Regions from separate parts of the Homo sapiens genome. Here region 1 is linked to region 2. A link is a loop called in an ENCODE intact Hi-C map of the cell type or tissue named here. Cell type or tissue: ascending aorta. All regions are shown on one strand. Each heading gives the region's core, and the rest is flanking DNA. Links, peaks and the distances in the headings are about the cores only. Region 1 overlaps NCAPH (non-SMC condensin I complex subunit H). Region 2 overlaps LOC105373496 (a long non-coding RNA gene).

Region 1 (2,803 bases), core at 43-2,542, 170 kb after region 2:
GTCTCTATTTTTGGGGGGGGAAAAAAAAAGAAAGAAAAATTTTTTAATTAGAAAAAAAAGAAAAAGAAAAAAGAACCAATGGAAAACTCCTATAGAAACACTTTCGGACTCTGAGAGCCTTACTGGCAGCTCTGAACCTGGCAGGGCTCCTTCCAGCTCCTGAACTCTTCATGATCCCCAACTGCGGTGTGGTCAGGTTCATCGTTGGCATCAAAGTCATCCCCCAGGGACCCATCGGGGAAGTCTCCACAGTCACTCTCGTCAACTTCAGCATTGATGTCAAATACCTGGTCATTCTTCTTAAACTTGTCTACCAGGGCCGACACAGACTGGAGGGACAAAAGAGGGTTCTGTAATTCTCATTCCTATAACCACCCCAAATCACCACTGGAGGGACAGCCTTCTCACCCTTAAATTTCAGTTTCCAGCCTCCTCCTTCCCCTGAGCCACCCTTCCCTTTCCCATCCCCTGCCTGCCTGGGCCAAGACTCTCACGATAGTACAGTGAGGGGGAAGTTTATATTGTGCAGCACAGGAGGAAGCTGCATTGTTGTCAGGCACATTTTGTAAAACATGAAACAGGATTCTGTACCCATTAACTACATGTTTGCAGAAAACAGTTTTCCATGGAGATCATTTATTTTGGAAATTGTAGTAAGTAGGCTAAAGGGGGCCATGCTAAAAATACACAGAGGAAAGCTCTACACATGACAATTTCTCAGGAAACTCTGTGCCAAGGGATTCAACCCCAAAGAGCAGGAAATTCCTCAAGCTTGACGGCAGCCTAAGAGATTCGAGGCCACTGGGATAACCACATTCAAGAGTAAATCTAATTATAAATGTTCACTGATTAATGCCAGGGCCGCCTTACCCTAGGATAGCAGAAGAGAGGACATAAAGCTGATCCTGGAACTCACTTACCTCTAGAATAGTCCTGCTGGGGTTCACAACCCTACCCTCCTCCCTCAGGGTTTTTGTCCCTACAGAAGTGCCAAAGGAAATATTTTCTGTACTCCTGGCTAAATAAAGATGATGCCACAGTTTTGGTTCCCATTGGGCAGGACCACTCTTGAGCCAACTAACTGAAACCATGAGCCACTAAAACTTGACCACACCTCATTATGTGTTTCACTGTCCCACTGTGTAAACTGGAACCCGGCCAGGGAAGGGCAGATCTGGCGATCTTCTGCACACTGCTGCAAGGGCGCTGGAGAGGATAGCAAGATCACAAAGAGAGATTAGAAGGGGGTCAAGTGCATTCCTTACTCCCTTCAGAATGATACTGAGTGGGACGAGAGATGAGAGGCACAGTTACCTCACTGTCCTCCAGCAAAGGCTCAAGTATCATCAGTGGCTGGCTAGCTGCCAGTCTGTGTCCCTGCCTCTTCTGGGAGCGAGCAGATGCGTCGGCCACACCCACGCTGGAGTGAGGCTATGCACTGTCATCGCACAAATTAGTAAAATACTAGAGGAGAAACCTAAAGCACAGACATTCGATTCTGAAATGAATTCTGTGACCTATGCTATAGCTGGGAAATCAAACGCTTCGTCTTAAAAATACACCAAGTACATAGGCAATCATGTAATGGTACTTTAACTTATTTTTAGTCCCAAACTAGAGAAGACTTACTTCAGGGGATTAGAGCCCCAAATGAGAGCACAAACTTGGAAAATAGATCGTTAGCACAAAAACTATACTAAACAAAATTGAGGCAAGAATAGAAATGACAAGAATGGGAGCTAACAACTGCCCAGCCTGGAGGGGAAGTATTAATTTCATTCAACACATAAAAATGACCGCACTTGAGATGAAGATCAGCGAGAGTACGAACACTGCATTGGAAATGTGCAGGAGGGGGCAGCTCTTCTGGGACCCCAAGTGTAGCTACTGCACTGCACGCACCTGGCCTCCCTACCTGCTGGCACCTCATTACAACATCCCAAGGAGAACCCCCAACTCAGGCGTGGAGGCGTATATGGGAGGGATGCTAAAATCTCTGTCAAGCCAGTATAGGGGACTGATAATAGGAGAGATCAGTTCTTAGACTGCTGCAGAGGAGTCTCAAAACAATTCACAACGCTCTCTTCTCCTCAGGGCCCCCTGGATGGGGAGCAAATAAAAACAAAGCCTCTCTGGCTAGGCAAAGGTCTCTCTAAGTCCCCTTCCCAAGAACAAACTGACACTCCAGGAGGAACCCAGGTCTCCCAAATGTGACTTGGAGAGCTGACTGCAAACAGTGGGCACCTAAGGTACCGGGCACATCAAGACCAAGAGGCGATGGTTTACCGTTTTAGACTCCACGCCGCAGAGAAGACAAAAGTTAGTGGGTTGCAAGGCACTCCCAAAAGGATACACAATTTGGCATTCCAGAGGAAACTTCTGGGTAATTTAAGCAACATAAGAGCATGATGGGCTTATTGTACCCCATGGTTATGTAAAAAAATTCCCCAATGACTGAAATGCTCTGGTGAAAGGCATCACTTGTACTTACCTTTTAAATCTGTCATTTCTACACAACCTAACTCTGGCAACTCGAGAGGTTCTCCCGTGGAGAGAGTCTGGACATCAGAGGGAAACAGCAGTTCACTTCTGTAGTCCTGGCAGTGGAGAGTGGACAGAAACACCCCTGCTGTGCTGCACTCATCAAATGAGGCTGCTGTCTTCTGAAACATGGGATCAATCTGAACACAGAGAGAGAAGAAACTGAAGATTTACGGCATGTAGCCAAGGGAAAGATAAATTCTCATGCATTTGGCCCCACTCATTAGCAGGTATATACACTGGACTGAAATATCTCCACTCA
Region 2 (2,803 bases), core at 150-2,649:
CGCTGCTGAAAGGGCCGCAGAACCCCGGCCACTGCTCCTCCAGAAGAGGAAACTGAGGGTCTAAGTGGGAAGGGACTTATCCAAGGTCTCACAGTCGCTTCAAAAGATCTCACAGTTGGTAAAGGAATTGGGAAGGAAGAGGAGGAAGTGAGAGGCCACTGAGGGCAGGTGCACAGTAGGTGCTCAATGAAGATCCACAGAAGGAGAATGAAGGGCACGGAGGAGAGGGAGGAGGAAGAGGCCATGCACCCACCTCCACCCCTATCCCACATCTCCCTCCATCACCAGGCAACATCTGCCCTTTCTTCCCCAGGGGTTAGCGCTTCCTAGTTGTCAAGGGCAGCACATTCTAGATGCTGGGGACTTGACCTCACATGCGGCCCTTCTTGCTGGAGTTTCGCTGGAGTCACACCCTCCCTATGGCTGCAGGCTGGCTGCTCAGGCCACAGCCCCTTTCCTGGTTATCTGTGTTGCTGCTGAATCCTGGCCAGGGGTAGTGAACACAGCCCAGGTCTTGGACTCCAGGACAGCGCCCCCTCAGCTCCCCAAGGAGCTCAGAGGTCCCAAGCCCCTGGCCAGCTTGTCTCAGCTGGAGGGAGGTTCTGGGCATCCTGTAGCTGGACTCTGGGGACTCTGAGGCCTGCCTTGGCTGAGAATCTGTCTTGGCACAGATTCTGTGCCAAAGCGATGGGCAAATTTTTCTCCACAGGAAACCCAAGTACCCCAGTGCAGTTGAACTCTCCGTGCTGTCTCCTATCTATGAAACCGGCTGGCAGGCACAATAACAGCCCTCACGCCTCCGGGTGCAGTTACGGGCATTGGATGAGCTATTTCTTATAAAGGGCTTAGAACTGTGCCCGCTGGCGGGAGGAAGTGCTCCATAAACATTAGCTGGTTTCCACAGCCCTGGGTGAAACAGAAGGCACGGGGTGGGCCCAGGCTGGGGGAGTGGGGACAGGAAACCTGACTTCCAGCTCCAGCCCCAGCTCAGCAGATAGGCCATTTGGTTCTGCAAGGCCCCCACCCCCTTGCCTTCCCTCCTTCTGTACGTGTGTGTCATATTTTGTTGGCTTTGGGGCTTTCTTTTCTTTCTTTCTTTTCTTTTTTTTTTTAAATAAACAAGGGCTGCATGAAACCCCTAATATTCTGGGTAAGTGTTGAAACAGCTCAGAAATCCCCTCCTCCCCTTGTGACTCAGTGGCAGGAGCGATAAGCAGAACTACTGGTGACACTGTGGGAGAGAAATTCTGCAAAATAACAGCTGGGCAGCCCGGGACCCCAGGGAGTTGAAATGGGACCTCGGAGACATCAGGATGTCCTGGAGAGGCACCAAGGCCAGAGGTCCCCCAGGGACCGTGGAGGGGGCATTAAGCCCTGAAAACAGATCATGATGCCCATCCCCCCAGCACAATTAGAAATAAAAACAACCCGGGACAGTTAAATTAGTGTAAGGAAGTCCCTCAAGAGTTTTACTTTTCCCGTAACGGCGATTTTCGATGCTCCTTCGGAAACATCAGATTCTTTCCAAGCGTTATTCTTTTTCTATTTTGGTGCCCGAAGTACTAGCGTGGTGGACCAAGCCCCTACACCAGCCGTGAGCGACCCCTGCGGGCTGCCTGGCCCCTGTGGGCACTGGCTCCGGGGATGCGGCAGGGGGCGGAGGGGGCGACACCGGGCTTGGGGGGCGGGCAGCGGAGGGAGGACTGGGGGTGGGGAGGGGGGAGGGCGGGGAGGGCGCCCAGCGGCGCGGCCGCGCCCCCCACCCCACCCCATTCCACCCCCACCGAGGACCGCGCTGGGGTTTCAGAAAGCGCTTTTCTGGCCCTGCCGCCGGATCTGACTCAAAAAGGGGAGCTGGCTCAAACCGAAAGAATAATTCGGTTAGCCAAAGCGCCGATATTTCCCTGGGGCCCAAATGGCTGCCAGGCAGGGGGCTCCAGGGCCGCAGCCTCGCCGGCCCCTCGGGCCCCGCCGAAAGCCCCGGGCCCCATCCATCTTCGCCACCGAAAGGGGCAGGAAGAGCAGCTGAGAGGAGGGCGCCTCCTCCAGCCCCGCAGGCTCTGCTGCCGGACCGTCGTGTCCCTCCCGAGGCCTTCCCCTGCCTGTCCCAGCGGGCCCTGCTCTCTCGGGTTCTCAGGACGTTGGGCAGACCCCTTAGGCCTCTTTTCTAGCAGCACGCACATTCCTGCACACCTCCGCATGTGAAGTTTTTCTGGAAGTATCATGTGGACACTTTTGGAGGCCTACACCCACTCTTAGAGGTGTCTGGCGTCCCATTGCAGGGGCGTTCCGTCTTTTGAAGTTGAAGAATTGTCTTGGACCATACGTAAAATACACTAACACTACCGACAGCCGGTGAGCTAAAAGAAAAAATCGCGAAAATACCTCAGTGTTCTAAGAAAGCTTTATGAATTTGGGCCGCATTCAAAACCTTCCTCAGTCACATGCCGCCCTTGGGCCACGCGTTGGACAAGCTTGCATCCTAGAGACCAATGCGAAATTAACTCGAAAAGAAAGAACCGCTCGGGCCGATTCAACACCCCTGTCACCTATCCTCACCCACGATTTCACTCCCAGGCCCCTTGGCCTGGCGGCGCTTGCCCTTTGGCCAGCGTCCTAGAGGTCACAGTGAGGCCCAAATGAACGGGGTTTTACCGAACCGACATGCCCAGGAGAGAAACATGGATCTATACAGAGAGGCTAATCATTTGTTTCAAGCTGAATTGCCAGGGTGGAGTGGGTGGGGTGGGCCCAGGGGCTCCCCTCCGCTCCCCCCGCAACCCCTGTGTCCAGTCTGAGGTGC

Evidence for each region. Hi-C counts contacts between places; a loop is a spot of excess contacts. Peaks named below come from ENCODE experiments on the same cell type or tissue, not always from the same donor. Only the 100,000 strongest peaks of a DNase experiment are listed, where the experiment ranks them.
Region 1: a loop joins it to region 2, with 2.0 times the contacts of the local background. A loop is called at or near these places in 2 of 110 quality-filtered maps.

Annotation. Positions count from the first base shown.
Region 1 is chr2:96,351,709-96,354,511 of GRCh38, reverse strand. NCAPH (non-SMC condensin I complex subunit H) reads right to left here. Exons shown (of 18, transcript NM_015341.5): 7 at 2,492-2,681; 8 at 1,115-1,206; 9 at 124-329. Among named protein-coding and RNA genes, the nearest start is that of NCAPH, 17 kb to the right of the region's middle. In ascending aorta, for the core only: no CTCF peak of the experiment used is centred there; DNase peaks (open chromatin) are centred at 203, 851 and 1,091; H3K4me3 peaks cover 813 bases; H3K27ac peaks cover 1,748 bases.
Region 2 is chr2:96,526,579-96,529,381 of GRCh38, reverse strand. It overlaps LOC105373496 (a long non-coding RNA gene), which reads left to right. Exons shown (of 3, transcript NR_135564.1): 3 at 1,199-1,442. Among named protein-coding and RNA genes, the nearest start is that of ARID5A, 8.8 kb to the left of the region's middle. RefSeq lists an enhancer at 583-732 and silencers at 1,593-1,692, 1,843-2,182. In ascending aorta, for the core only: a CTCF peak has its summit at 1,630 (motif pointing left); DNase peaks (open chromatin) are centred at 571, 861, 1,251, 1,601 and 1 weaker place; H3K4me3 peaks cover 2,000 bases; H3K27ac peaks cover 2,500 bases.